Linked DNA regions of Mus musculus: region 1 is linked to region 2. The links are chromatin loops, found by intact Hi-C in ENCODE. Cell type or tissue: left cerebral cortex. All regions are shown on one strand. Each heading gives the region's core, and the rest is flanking DNA. Links, peaks and the distances in the headings are about the cores only.

What was found. Hi-C counts contacts between places; a loop is a spot of excess contacts. Peaks named below come from ENCODE experiments on the same cell type or tissue, not always from the same donor. Only the 100,000 strongest peaks of a DNase experiment are listed, where the experiment ranks them.
Region 1: a loop joins it to region 2, with 2.6 times the contacts of the local background. A loop is called at or near these places in 2 of 42 quality-filtered maps.

The regions. Positions count from the first base shown.
Region 1 is chr5:4,989,847-4,997,759 of GRCm38, forward strand. The region is part of intron 10 of Cdk14 (cyclin-dependent kinase 14); the gene reads right to left. Among named protein-coding and RNA genes, the nearest start is that of Fzd1, 240 kb to the left of the region's middle. In left cerebral cortex, for the core only: a CTCF peak has its summit at 3,587; DNase peaks (open chromatin) are centred at 1,360, 1,535, 2,826, 3,596 and 1 more place; H3K27ac peaks cover 3,972 bases.
Region 2 is chr5:5,096,438-5,104,350 of GRCm38, forward strand. Cdk14 (cyclin-dependent kinase 14) reads right to left here. Exons shown (of 15, transcript NM_011074.3): 7 at 7,355-7,417. Among named protein-coding and RNA genes, the nearest start is that of Gm30151, 270 kb to the right of the region's middle. In left cerebral cortex, for the core only: a CTCF peak has its summit at 3,087; a DNase peak (open chromatin) is centred at 4,321.

The DNA of each region.
Region 1 (7,913 bases), core at 914-5,913, 110 kb before region 2:
ATATATAGCCATTGAGACAGGGTAACTCTATGACAGGCTATACCATTTAGTTTACAATTGACAATTATATTTCAATAAAGCAATTAAAATTTGCAAAAAGAGGTCACAGCTCTAAAATGGAGAAAATGTTGGCATACATTAACTCTGCATGCTTGTTCAAGAAGTGTTTCGTACACTTTAGCAAACTGAATGTCCTCCCTGTTTCACCTAGAAAACATTCAAGTCCTCTGTGAAATCGGAAGGAGAAAACAAATGAAAAAATAATAACGGAAGGGGCTTTTATATCTGTAAGTCATCTCTGTTCACTATGGCAAAATCTAATACCCATAACCTTTGACTTGGGGGGGGGGTGGTGTACATTTGTCAAGTAGGCATCTCAGAGACAAAATGCGTCAGTAAAGGAAGAAAGAAGGGTGGGAGAGAGGGAGAGAATGGGGGAGGAGAGCATGCAAGATTGCTAACAAATACTTGAGAAACAAACACTAACCTCAATGCAGGCTGAATTCACGTGGCCTTTATTCCAGACTTAGCTCAAAAGCTGCCGTGAGTACACAGGGCTCTGTGTCCAAGTCCCGCACTGGCCCACGTTTTTCTCACCCTCAATTATTCTGAGGATCCCAGTCTCACAGCAGCCTCTCAGTGTCAGGCCCTTTGCTGGCTACACCTCTAGTCAACAGAGCTCTGTAAAGTGCCAGACTGCAACCTCCTGAGAAAAAGGACCACCAGTAGTGGCTAATAGTGCAAAGTTCCAGTGTTCTGGCCTTCTCCTTAGCCTTTCTCATGTTGCCAGTGCCCTGTAAGGCTATGCTGTGACTAGAATGAGTGCTCATATATATATATATCTACTGACAGTCCATCTCAAGAAGTGCAGGTCTTTTGAGGAAAAGACCCATCCATCACTCCCAGACTCACTGGCTGAAACCATTAGATGGGATGTCTAACAAAATTAAATGTTTGAAATACACAAATCAGAATGTAAAACTGTATTCATGAAAAGACATCAACCACAGATGACAGATGGCTAAAACTTAGGAAAAAAAAAACATATAAAAATGAAAATAAAGAAGTTGTCAGGAGTTTTATTTTTCTCTCTCCTGTTCTCCCAGACTATCTTTATTGGGGCTATATTGTCTTTATAGAATTTTTAAAAAGGGATTATTGACAGGTGGTAGCTTGAAGGCTTTTTCATTCTGTACAGCTGAAATGAATCTGAGGCTTCTATTCATCTGGGAGGAAAAAAGGGAAAAATAACATTTATTCTGCTCCTGTGGTGGGTGGTTGGAGCTGAGGCGGATTTGTTTGACTGCCAATTACTGGTAACAGTTATCTGGTTGTTATACATTTTATAAATGTGTCTAGCAGTGCTCTGAGTGTTTAGAAAATGCCTATCAGAACTTAGTGTTCTATGCCACAGGCTGAAGAAGACTGGCCCTGGTTAATTCAGTACGTAGCTCACATTTCACTGGAGCACAGTGTGTGAGGAAGGAAGCCCCAGGAAGGTCTGGGTTGAACACTGTTCTCCAAGGAAGCATGCTACACTGGCAAATTATCTGAGACATAAGCAGGCTTCTGCAGAAGTGGGTGCACTGCATGTTGGAAAAGAAACTGGGCTGGGTAAGAATACTGAATCACAAACCAGCAACACTAGGAAAGAGTATGCTGATGGGAAGTGCAAACCAGCCCAATGCTTTTAGAGAATTATCTGAGAAGTATGTAAATGTTGGGGATGCACCAACCAGTCCTGGACCATTTCTGCAAAGAAAATGTTAGTTTAGAAAGCTCTGGGCATGACATAAGGGCTGACCCAGTGGGCTTGTTCTTTCATGAGAGTGAGGTATTGGAGAACCTACATCTTCAGGAGTTATAGGGATACTTACTCAACCACTGTGACGGCTATTCCTGGTTGCCAACCTGACTATATCTGGAATGAAATACAATCCAGAAATGGAGGGCATACCTGTGATTCATATCTTGGGGCTGGAAAACACAGACTTTTGATGTGTATATTGAGACATAGTAGCCATGAAAACCTTGGGACCAGGAAGGGTGGTACATGCCTTTAATCCCAGAAGACAAAGGCAAGTCATCCTGAGCTCAAGGCTAGCCTGGGACAGTGCAAGTTCCAAGTCCAGGCTTGGTGACACACACCTTTCATCTGAGCCACACCTTCCGCTAGAAGGACTATGGAAGAAGGAAGGCCTCGTTCTTTTCTGCCTGCCTGCACTTACAGCACATCTTTTGGAATCTACTTGTTCAGGATTCCAGCTTATACAGAAGACCCGTTGAAACACTCTGCCTCCTAGGATTGAGCAACTACTCAATTCTTGGACTTCCCATTCACAGCTGCCCATTGTTGGGTTAGTTGGACTATAGGCTGCAAGGCATTCCAGTAATTTAATTTAATCTACAGAGACTTTCCATTAAGTTCTGTGACTCTAGAGAGCCCTGACTAATATACCCACACAAACTGGATTGACACATAGCTTCTAAAACAAAATTTGAAGGTTTATATGAAATGAGTAAGAAAACCATCCATGACTGAAATATGTGGGGAAAAAAAAAGAAAACAAGCTGAAATAATGCTCACTGCACCTCTGGAAATCAGCACAGATACTACCCTCAAATGTACGCTCTTCAGGGCCTGACTGCCTGGGATGAGAGCAAGGACACGCATGGGCTTTCTATCGGAGCTCCTAAGAATTACAGTAAAACGCTGACCAAGCTTGGCTTCTCAATATACACACTTCTGAAATCTACTGGGATGTGGAATGCTTTTTAATTTAGGAAGTCATAAGAGAAGAGAAGATCTGCAGGCATGGTGTTGAGTGCCTGAAATCCCACCTCTCAGAAGGCTGAGGCTGGAGGATCACGCAGCACTGTCACGAGTTTGAGCTTGGCCTGGTCTACATAGCAAGGCTACAAACACAAGCAAGCATCAAAAGACAAGAGAGGATCAAATGAGTGTAAGTGGAACCGTTTATTGATTTAGAGAAAAAGTAATAACAATGATGGGATATGACCAAATGAAGAAAGTGAAACTGGTGATACAAGTGTTGGTAGTAAGGGATTCATGTCAAGGGGCTCGTGTGCTTTCTGTGGAATATAAACAAAAGCACATGCTAAGGCCTGCTCCTCGTTACTCCTTTGCCCTTCCTGCTAGAGTCCAAGACTCTGGACAGACACAGCTTATACAGCAGGTGGAATGAAATATTAAGAATAATCCAAAGGGAACTTCTGGAGAAAGATGATTTCAGCCTCAGGATTTATTTTTAAGAATTAAGGAATGCCATGGGAAGAAAAAGTTCTTTTTCATAATGAAATCGGCCTGGCTATGCCTATTCTGAGCACTGCCAGCAGGCAGAAACAAGCTGTCTCCAGCCATCCTGCTGTTCAGGGCACTGCCTGTCTGCAGGGTCCAGCAGGGTCCACCCACAGGGATTGCTGGCACGATCTTGGGTAGAGATGTCTGGATCAGTCTGTAGCCATCACTGCCTCTAGGACAGACAAGGATAAGACTGGATGTCTTTATGAACTACTTCAGATCTTAAACCACAGCCGCCCACATCACCATCTGTTGAGTGCCATGTGGACGAAAAGAAAAATGCACGCTGGTCCTAAAAATACTATTTGCCTTACAAGGAACAATCCCTGATGGCTCTGCCTCCCTGGCCTCTGTTTTATATAACATTAATTAGAGATGCTAATTCTGTGTCAGAATGGTACTGTAGCCACACCCTGGAATGTGAAATCCTAAACCTTCAAGTTCTGCCAAAATGTGTCACTGCATCCAAGTGCAACAAATTCAGTTGGAATTTTTATATTCCATGGCTCCCTGACTGCAAGTCCATGGAACTGGAGTTGTAATCATTCCAGACACATAATTGCCACCATTAAACCATGCTATGTAAGCCCGGTTTTGTCACCTGTTAGTCAATAATAACATTATACGTATTCTTGTGCGTTTGAATAAGAAAAAGCTTTTGAAATTTTCAGCGAAAATTCATAAAACTAATATATATATTATATATATATTATTACATTATATATATATATATATATAGTACAAACTATCTCTGCTTTCAGTGCAACACTATTAAGCTCCAAGCATCTCCCTGTTACACTTCCCTCTTTCCAGAAGAAGACAGCTATCAGCTTTACTAGGTAAAAGATGTGTAAGGTACCCTAGAGGAGAAAGGAGTTTGGTCAGGAGACCATAGCAGTGCACTGGCCACCCAATAATGTTCCATTTCCAGCACTGTAGGCCTCTCCAGCATCACGTGCTTCTCCATCTTCCAGAAGCCAGCCAAGGACACAGGCTTGTGACTCTTAGCCTCCAGTCTCTGACCTGCAGTTGTGGTCCAGCTCTGGTCAAGCTCCCGCCTCCCAACCAGCCCTTTGCCTCTCCTGTCCCAGCTCTGTGAATACCTCTCATCTGTTGTCTCCATCATGGATCTAGGTGTTGATCGCGCTTGACTTTGTTGATGTTTTCAATTAGTTTTGCTTTCAATTGCATATCTCTTCTTTGACATTTATTATTGTTTTCTTTCCCATTGCCTTTGATTTAATTCACTTCTATTCTCCTACTTCATAGAATAAACACATAAATCATTGATGTCAAACTTCTCCATTTCCCAGTGTAAGCTTTTAATGCTGTAAAATACTTCAAAGCCTGCTTTAGCTAACTGTCACACATTCTGATGGGTTGTAGTCGGAAGAATCTGTTTGATATCTTAATCAAAGTGCAATGTAAAAGTTATTAAAGGCTGTTAACATAATTTGACGTTCTGAATCCTATGTGAAAGTTTACTTAAAACCATTTTCTATTTTCTCTTTTAGGCAGACAATCTCGAGGAATTTTCTTTGAACAATTTTCTTTGAATAATTTTCTCTTATCATGATCTTATATTATTTTGCAGGACTCTGGACAAAACTCTCCAAGCAACCTCTCGGCCACATCCTTAAGTAAAGGCTCCTGAGTGCTGCACTGGTTTTTCAGTTTCAACCAGGTGAATGATGGCAATACCCAAAAGAGTGAGAGGGGCTGTGGACACGAGAAATGCCAAGGCTGGATAATGTGTGGAGCAGAGCCTCGGGACATTTAGCAGTTTGCATTACACAGACGAAATAAATCCTCAGTTTTCTGAGATACACCATTGTTGTCTCTCTGGAAGTCTACCACCTTACAGGCTAACTCACCGAGGCTGGGCACCTGTGAAAATGAGAGTGCTCAAGCTGGAAGGCAGGGGAGCTGAGGTGGAAAGCAATGGAGACAGAATGGGTTCTTAGAAAAAGGCATGGTGATGTGTGGGCCAACTCAGCATCCAGTCTAGGAATAGAATGAGGAGAATTGCCTGGTTCACTAGGTTAGGCTAAAAAAGGGTGATAATTTAGAATGATTCTTAGATTGCTGGCTTTAGTTTCAATAGGTACTGCCACTTACTGAAATGTGGAGAACACGTGTGAGTTACTTCATTCGTGACACGTCAGAAGTGATTAAGAATGGCTACATCTGGGATTCTTATTAGACATGAAGAGGGTGGGTTACTAAGCAGGCCAAAGTGTTGCTACCATGTGCTACCATAACATACTTCCTGGACTTTCTCCCTGGCCACAATGGGAGGCCCCAGGAGAGAAGGCCAGTGTCTTATTTATCTTTGCATCTTGAGTCCTATTACAATAAACAACCTCGGTCATGTCATAAACATTTATTGATTTAATTTACAACTAGCATTAGTAAAAGAAATGCCAAGCTGTGAACTATGGAACAGGACACTATGGGGTTAAAATGCCTACCTAGGCAGCACAACTGATTTACATAACAAATAGCTAAAGGAACTCAGAAAGTGGTAATAAACACTTTTATGGAAACTATGTTTTGAGACATACAGGGAACTTTATGACTTTAATCTCAAACTGTTGGAGACATTAAGACAAAAATTTAAATATGGTGGAGAAAGCTGAACAATTCTGGTGGTTCTCATGGGATGTTTCTGGAAAAGCTTTTTTTACCCTAAATGTTCATTTGCATGGTAGGGGCAGGAATCAAAAAGGTGGGCTTTGGGAGTCTCCCAAGATTATCAGCGAAATTTCATTTAAAAGAGGAACGAAAGCTTCTGCTTCTCTTCTTCTTCCTCTTCCTCCTCCTTTTTTATTTATTAGGTATTTTCTTCATTTACATTTCCAATGCTATCCCAAAAGTCCCCGATACCCTCCCCACCCCCACTCCCCTACCCACCCACTCTCACTTCTTGGCCCTGGCGTTCCCCTGTACTAAGGCATATAAAGTTTGCAAGAACAATGTGTCTTTCTTTCCACTGATGGCCGACTAGGCCATATTTTGATACATATGCAGCTAGAGACACAAGCTCTGGGGGGTACTGGTTAGTTCATATTGTTGTTCCACCTATAGGGTTGCAGATCTCTAGCTCCTTGGGTACTTTCTCTAGCTCCTTCATTGGGGGCCCTGTGATCCATCCAATAGCTGACTGTGAGCATCCACTTATACTCTGGTTTCTCTTCAGATCATATAAACCTTTCGCCTTTTATTCCTCCTCCTTCTTGAAAGCTAAGGATACTCTAACCTCATTCTATAGGTGAAGAAAGTGAGCTCTACTGTTCTTTAGTAAGATTTCTCTCTTAAAATGCCTATTACCATATTTACAGATTTTCATCTCCTGGAACTATGAACTTCATACCTTTATAATAAATGGTCAAACTGTATCAGTTTTTCCCCTTTGGCTTTAACATCACATAACACATAGAATAGACCCTTCTAATATCTCTATCAGATTAAAGCTTTTGACAGCATATTATGGCGATATTTTAATAGAGATAATGCATTATATCCAAGTCAGCCAACTTTGCTCCATGAACATGGCCAGGAGAACACACAAATTACTGAGTATATCCTAATTTTCCTCCTACGCATTCAGTACGATTGCATACTAATAGAAGTTGGACAGAGAATAAAAAGACATGAATGTTTAACTCTAAGAAAAATACTGCCTTAACCAAGAAAAGAAAAACTGACAAGTGGAGCCATTATTGGAGGTTCCTTCAAGGTTATTTCCATTTTCATTAGATCATTTATTCAGCAGGTCTGGCTACAACATGCCATGGAGAGAATTTCATCATTTGATTTATTTTTTTACTTACCCAGTAAATGTTTTATCTTTCATCCAAACTGACAGGCTGGTATTATCAAAGCTAACCTGAGAATCATTAGCCAGGGTAAAATTCCTTTTTTTCATTATTTTATTTTATTTTACTTTGTTTTATTTTATTTTATTTTTTGTTAGAACACACAGACCTTAGGGGTAAGCTATCGGCCAAGATATGCCTTCAAATTCTTACCAGGCTTCCCGTAGGGAAGAAAGGAGGTAATTAATCTGTCATCCTAGATGTCGTACTGTGTCTCTACAGTATTTAAAAGCCAATTTCACTGTGATAAAATTTTGTCATAAATAGATGAACTAGAACAAAAGAAAAGGGACTGAAAGGGAAGCATTTTTAACCAAAACTTGCTGAACAGCATAAGAGGAAATATTAATCTGAAGAGTTTTTAGATCTCAAGACTGCAAGGGAAATCTATAGCAGCCAACTGACTGAAGCAGTATTTCTGCTTGCTGATTCAGTTACATATTCTGAAAAAGAATCTAGGTTGGAGAGATTTAGAAATACGTTGATTTTTCAATGGTTGATTTTTCAGCGATTTTGTAATCGCTCAGCTAATATGCTGATCTGATGGCGTCCTGAAGCACATAGCAGCATTCTGAGTCAGTCCCTTCCAGTCACTCTTTAAAAGATGTTACTAAACATGGTGGCCTCTGTGGAAATGCCACCCATTTCCAGGGTTTTGAAGGCATTGATTCCATGCCAAGCTTATCATACTTTATCTATCTCTGGCCCCATGA
Region 2 (7,913 bases), core at 1,183-6,182:
TCTCTGCCCTGCCAGGCAGGGAGGGAATACGACAACTCTGTCCCTGGCTGAGCTTAACTAGAACATGGAATGCTACTATTCAGTAATAATGGAGAAACTTAGTTATGGGGGCTTTCTGCTTACACAGAGTCAGGCAAGGACTGACCTTTCTCATGTAAGTTTCTAAGGAAAGCCACTCCCTCAGGTGCTGCATAAACCACAAGATAAGCTCATGCCTGGCCTTCTAAAAACAACAGGGAATGTGACAGGGAAAAGCCACCAGAGTGACCCACACAGGCCAAGGGGAAAGCTCTGCATCAGCATTGTTATTCAAAGTAGCAAATGACAGTGGAACCCACAGAATGACAAAGAAAGAATACAGACAGCTTCTTACTGCCAAGGTCGCCCCAAGTTCTGTTACATGTACTATTTAATCCCTTCAATCTAACAGAATTTTAAAAAAGTCAGAAACAAGTGTCCTCAATGTCACCTGTTGTCACGATGCGTGGGAACTTACACTACATCGCACTACTGCATTTACGCTGCTTACAACAAGCATAGCGTGATAGTCAAACATCCAAATAATCAATGTGCTTTCATTATTAAATAAACTCAACTTCTTAAAAGCTCCAATTAGCATATAATGGACTCATGGTTCCCAAGCCGCCTTGTTTTTCTAATCTATTTAAAATCTTCCTAGGAATAAATAATATGGCAGCAGACTGCACCATATTGTATAATGTTGGTAGGTTAGATTTGGAGGCACCTTCCCTTCTCTCCTCTGCAGTGTACATGAGGTCTTCCTTGTACACTTGGTCTTAGAATATCCTACTTAATCCTTCTGAAAAGATTCTTCCAAACACAGCAGTAGACTCTCTGAAGGTTTGCACCCCAGTTTGGGCATGGTCATTTTCTGTAATTGAAATACCAATGAGAGCAGCTTTAAGCAATGTCCTTGGAATGGGGAACGCCAGGAATAGACTTATCCTCCTCTGCATGGAGAAGTTCATGACATATACTTCCTAGAAATAACCCCTTTTTCTTCTTTAGTAATGTAAAACTTATTAACATATATAACATCTTTACTTCTACCTATCTATATCTATATAGATGATAGAGATATATAGATATAGACATAGACATGGACATAGATATAATATATAGAGAGATTAAAATAGAATAAATTACGCTTGTTATTACCATGAAATATTTTTAGCCATTCTTTTCTGAAACATGTTAAACAAGTTTTAGAAAGAGAAAAATCAGGTATTCTAATCATAACTTTGAAAATCAATTGATAAAGGTATACAGTGTTGAACTTAATATATGTCATATTTGTTGCTCAAAAGTATTAGAGACACAGCAACAGATTTATAACGAGACCCTCCCACCAGTGTCAAAAATGTAACTTCATATGCACTTTATCTTATTTTCTAGAGTCGTCCATTTCTATGAATGGTCAGAAATACAAAGATTGTTTAGTATACAAGATTCTCCTTAATACAGGATCAAGCATGGTGAACATTTTGCAGATATCCAAGCCGTGAAAATTTCCTTTAAGGTCTGTTTGTTGTCCATTAGGGTCTATGTAATTTACCAGGAAGAGCTATTGGCACTAGTGCACATCCCCATGCAAGCCAGTACTTTCTCACAAGCAGAGCTAGCCTACTCTGCGGTCATCAGGAGGCCATTTAACATCTCTGTATCTTGGATGCCTCATTTTAAAAAGGATTGTTTGAATTGAGGATGGATACCTTTAACAGCCACATATAGCACTGAATTGTATCATTTCATAATTCTATGAATAACAATGGAATAGGCAATAAAGAAAATGACTGGTATCAATCACTTACTGAGATCTTCTTATGGTACATATTACTCTAGGTGTTGTCTACCTATCCGTCCTTCTAGAAAAACACTAGAAATATTGCATCCTAAAAATATTCTGTATGTTGCATCAGATAATACTTTTCTTGTCAAGGTAGTTCTTTGATCTGGAGAATCCATAGAATGATTTATCATGACTAGTTCCATTTAATTAAGCTTCAGAAAAATCTAATGTAAATATTAAGTACTAATTTTAATATAATAATACATTCAATCACATCCAGGTAGTTTTACTTTACAGTGAGTGCATCACTGCAATTTGTTATGTCAGATTTAAAACAACAGGAAGATTATACAAGGGTAGTAAATGAGATGAAATATTTAAAAACTAGCTAATCCATGACATAAGCCACTGTGCATACACTTGAAAGCATACATTGCACTATTCAGACAGAGAAATATACAAGGATCCATGACAGTGCATTGGCCACATGGATGCAGTATTTTAAAGTATGTGTCTTCTATATCCACATGTTAGGGAACATGCAACACACAGTAAAAGAAACTATTCTCATTTCTATCCACTTTGGGTTTTTCTACTTTACTAATTATTAGTTATATTCCAATAATGTCTTCAGAAAGATATATAACATGTTTCAGAATTTCTAAATAATATAAAAATTAATTTACATTTCTAAGATCATGGAACACTAATAAGTTTTTCCTAAAGACAACAGCTTTCTGCATAGAAATCCTTTTTAAACATGAGACTTTGAGGTATGTAGCAAGCTATTGTGGAAATAACTGCTTTCACTTTATTTGAAAGTTGGGCTAATCAAATCAATTGTCTTCCATCTCACCTTCTTTCACATTTTAGCATAACAGTGGACACCAAGCAAGACAATACCCAGAGTGAGCAGGTTAAAGTTGCAAGATTTTGATCTAGGAAACCCCTGGGGAGTCAAATGTGTTTGCATGATAAGCAGATCTGATACAATATGTAACCTTCTAGAAGTTACCAGGCTATGTCTGATGAAAACGCACAGAGTCATGGGTCTTAATTAGGGTTCCTATTGCCTAGATTGAGCAGCAAAGCCAAAAGCATCTTGGGGAGGTAAGGGTTTACTTCAGTTAACAGTTGCATATCCCAACTCACCATGAAAGGACACCGGACCAAGAACACAAGGCAGAAACACGGAGATGTGCTGCTTAGTTACTGTCCACTCCTGACTTGCTCAGCCAGCTTCTCATACAACCCAAGAGCACTGCCTAGGGGGCAGCACCACCACAGAGGGATGGACACGATGGACACTCCTGTATCAATCATTAATCAGGACGCTGGACAGGCTTGCCTGTAGGCCTATCTTAGGGAGGCATTTTCTCAACTGGGAGTCTCTCTTCCCAGTGATTATCACTTGTGTCACGTTGACATGAAACTGACCAGAAGACAAGCATTCTGCTGAATGAAACTGCTAATCAGTCCAAACTTAAAAACTTAGCAGAAATTATTTTCTCACACAAAGAAAATGGACAATCACTTTTATTTCAATGATTTTTGTCTATAACCAACTTAAGAGACAAAAACCAGCACAAAATATTTTCATATAATTGGGGAAGGCTAATATAAATTCGTTTTAGAAAAAGAGATAAAGATACAGACCGAAAGACTAACAAATAATGAACAAGTCTAAAAATGTTGGAGAATATTCATAAAAAAAAAGCCACATTGCAGAGAAAAAAAATAACTGCAAGAGAGATGTAATAATTAGAGACGAGTGCATTTGGTATAAATGATCACCGAATTTCTCTTAATCCCACAGAGGTATAAGACGTAGCAGAAATGTGAACAGTGATAATATAATGCCTATGGTTTACAATAGGTTTCCCAGCATTCCAGGAGAGTCACACAAAAGCCATGCTTACTCAGGACAACAGAAAAGTTCTGAGTAGAGTGTGCAACTCTCCTGAACCTGCCTTTAAAGGCATCCTATAGGTCTTGACAAACATAAGACACAAGTGTTCTGTGCAACATCCACTGCTACACGGAGAGAACCAGGGTGAATACGCAGCTTAAGTCTGAGTCCTAGGATGCCATCTCTCCCATTCCCAATGGGTGCTCCCAACTGGATGCTTCTGCTTCACACTTACATAATCTAGTGATTGTATTATATCATCCTTTAAATTTGAGTTGTAAAACACTGCCATGGAAGACTGTACTATTTAATTATCTGGCCTTAATTCCTCTGTCAGCTCCATTAGTTAACAAGCACATCAGCAAATGACCCTATTGAAGGTCTGACTCCCAGGTTAACCATGAGATTCCCTTCTTAGCTGCACCTTGCATGTCTAATACGACATGGACTGGTATGTACCGTTTTGTTATATTTTTACTGGCAATCCTTTAAGCTTTAGATGTGAATGTTCTATCTTATAACCAGAACAGGACAAAGTGTTCAAGAGATTCCTGGGCAGGAATCCAGGCTGGAGGCAGAATTTTTATAGAGACCCACTACTTAATAGACTCATGAGAAGACTCATATTTCCTAACATACAGAATTAGGAAAAGCTCTATAATACTCCTGCCAATGCATCAGAGGGTATCATTACCAGCTAAATGAAAACTCTAATGAAGTATGTGGAGAAAATCGGGTGTCATTTGGTTTTCCCTCTGGGTATTAGAAAGTCTAATTTAGGAATGTATGCTCAGTGCCATCTGCATAAGGCAAACTTAATTTGGCATCACATTAGTTTATCTGTAACACACCTGCTTGTTCTCTGGACTACGGAAGAACGACAGCAAGTTTTCAACCATAATAAACTCCATATTATTTTAATTAGTATCTCTACTGAAATGAAAAACGGGAGTTAGTTTTTATACCAATAGGATTTCAGATACTTCAGGGAATAAGCTTTAAAAAAAAAAAAGAAGAAGATGGTAAATGTAATTTTGCAAAGAATCATCTAGGAAAGTAATTATACCACAGAAATGGAAACACATTACATAAAACACAGGAAAGCTCAATCTCATCAAGATAATAAGATGCCACCATCTCCATCTATGTCTGTCAGCTAGAGACTGTGAAAATTCATCTTTTCTCTTTTCCAGGAACCTTAATTTCCAGTCTCTCATGCTTATCAATTTTTAAATACATGAAACCGAATAAAGGGTAACATTTAAGCTGTTTCAGTCATTTAAAAATCCAATAGCCGATCTGAAACTCACTAATGGGCATAAGATTGCAAACTGATACAAATTATGTATGTGACTAAATTATGACCAAACTCCAATGTGCTTTGAAGTAGACAATATTTAAAATGTAGAAAAGTAAGCAGTCTCCAAGAAAGCTAAGCAGTTTCCTACATACCAACTTTCATGCCATAGAAGTGGGTTGCTATTTCTCTAATCCTCATAAGTATTAATAAAGAGGCCCTGTTCTCAGGCTTTTACGTCAGGGTTATAATCATCTTCTAGGTGACTAATAGCTGAAATTACTCATCTGTCAAACATGTATACAATGCTTAAATATTAATTATTAGTTAAGAGTTAATGTTTATTTCAAAATGTCATACTGGTAATAGACACATTCTGTAGGCAATTAAATTAGCAAAAATAGTTTGGGAAAATTTATTTAACACTGACTTATTTTCTTGAGCTTATCCAAGTTCATCTAATGAATGCTACAGACAAATAATAGAACTTTCACAAATATTTTGCTCAAAATTAGTAACAAGTTAGTTTAAAATGTTTCCTGTGCTTCTGTGGAGCCAGAGGCCAAAGGCGAGCCCAGCGGCTCCCTCGCTGTCTTTGGTCTACCATGATACATCAGCTTTGTGATACTTAAAATTCTATACAAATCAAACTTTCATAAGTGTATTACTTTATCTGTTATTTTATTTGTTCAGTGTGCTTGTAGTGGTGGCATGTGTGACCCTGTCTATTGGGGAAAAATTGGGGGAGTTTGGTCTCTCCTTACAACAAACGAGTCCTAGGTATGGGACTCAGGTTGTTGTGCTCAGGGGCAATGGCTTTCACCCATGGAGCAACCTTCTTTCCATGTCATTCACATTTTCTCCATAATAAACAGGTATGCATAAAATAAAAAATAAAAACACAGTGTCAAGCTGCACACTGAGAAAAGTCATAGTCAAAACCAACAAATTTGCAGGCTAAATAATTCAGTCATTTCACTTGTTTGTTTCCAACCAAAATATACAGTGAGTATTATCCTCTGATCCTTTGATGGTATCTGACATGTCTAGCCAAATCCTGTGCCTTAAATGAGTTCAAAATCCTTCTAATTTAAAAATATTAGTGTTATTTTTCTGTGTGATTCGTGTGTGAGTGTGGGCACATGAATATATGTGTAAAAGACACGTTTTGGAGTGGGATTTGCCCTTTCCCTAGGGAATCCTGTGATTGTAAGTAGGACATGAAGCCTATGTCAGACAGGTGCTTTGACCCATTGGGCCATCTCGCCAGCCGGGGACATATTCTTTAGAGATAGTAACATTTCACCTGATAGTCAAATTTATATTCATGTAGGACTACTTCATAGTCTCATGTTTAGCTCAAGTGGCTTCCTTTTAATTAATATCTAGCACAGTATTATGAACAGTTGTTAATTTACTAAATATTATTATGTTCTTCATTTTGTATTCATAGATATAAGTGACAAATATAACAACATTAGAAAATATGTTAATATCAAATAGAAATACCAATGCGGCATCTTTCACTATCTAATGTCAGTTATATTTGGGGATAATTCCACCTGCAGTGTAAATCCTAAAAATAAGCCTGGATGAATGACTTGTCTCTCAGCAAACACTGAAAATGTGTTATCCCACCACTGCCCACCACCTCCACCTCCTTAGTGTGATATTCTCATTCTCTCTCTCTCTCTCTCTCTCTCTCTCTCCCTCTCTCTCTCTCTCTCTCTCTCTCTCTCTCTCTCTCTCTCTCTTTCTCACTCCTTAAACTTAAATTTATTTTAGTATGATGTTGAAAACATTAATCATATGAATTAAGGAAACTCTGAGGTACAGCAGGAATCTCATGTGTAAATGGTTGAATTCTTATAACTGCAGCTAAACACACAGCCTCAATGTGTAACCATAACAATGAATGCATTCTAATCATAGAACATACATTTTATCTTTCCCTTTTAATGAGAAAATTCTTTAAACCAAGATTAAAAACTCAAGAGGGATAGGATAACCCCTCTGAATGTAAATGTTTGAAGAAAGAACAGACAAATTGTATATTTTTTAAATAAAGGCATTTATATATCACAAATGTTCTTTTAACTCAGTTATCTGAAATTATCAGAAATGTAAAAATATTAAAAATCAGAATATATGTTATAACTAAAAGCTGCCACAAAGTACGAAACAATCTGAATGTTTCTGTATTAAAACTAATGTTAAAACACTGCAATTCCCACCAATTAAAATAATAATTAGTCCTTTACACAGAAGATTTTAGATTTAAGCTAAAAATACACATATGAAAAATAAAACCTCACGGTCTTAAAATACTGTTTCTTACCTTCACATTATCTGGATGGAGTCCTCCAGGGTGCTTGTCCATGTACTGACATAAATCAGTGTGCTAGGAAAAAAGGGTGAAAATGTATTAACATCCCTCTGGCTATAGCATGATGAATCAATATTTTTCTACTTCAAAGTCAAAATCACCTTCTGGACAAAACAAATACAAAATATGTGAGTTAATTTTTTAGAGTATGCAGTTTCATGCCCCACCAGTCCCCATTTTTAACCATAATAAAACCATCTTCACCTTCAGGTTTTATATTAACAACATTTGCATTAATAGGAATACATGCTTACAGTTTACTAAGTGTTGGTTTCCTCATTGAATATACATTCTGATACTTAACAAAAATCCAGTCACAAGTTTTCCGAAGTCAACTTAAATTATTTATTTTATGTGAGCTGAAGACATTCAAAACCTGGTTATCCTAGTAAAATTAATAACTGGATTTTCACACATATATACACATAATTTTTTTTTTAGTTTTCAAGAACTGACTATATTTAAATAGCTACAAATTATAAATTAACAAAAATGCTTTCAAAGTAACAAC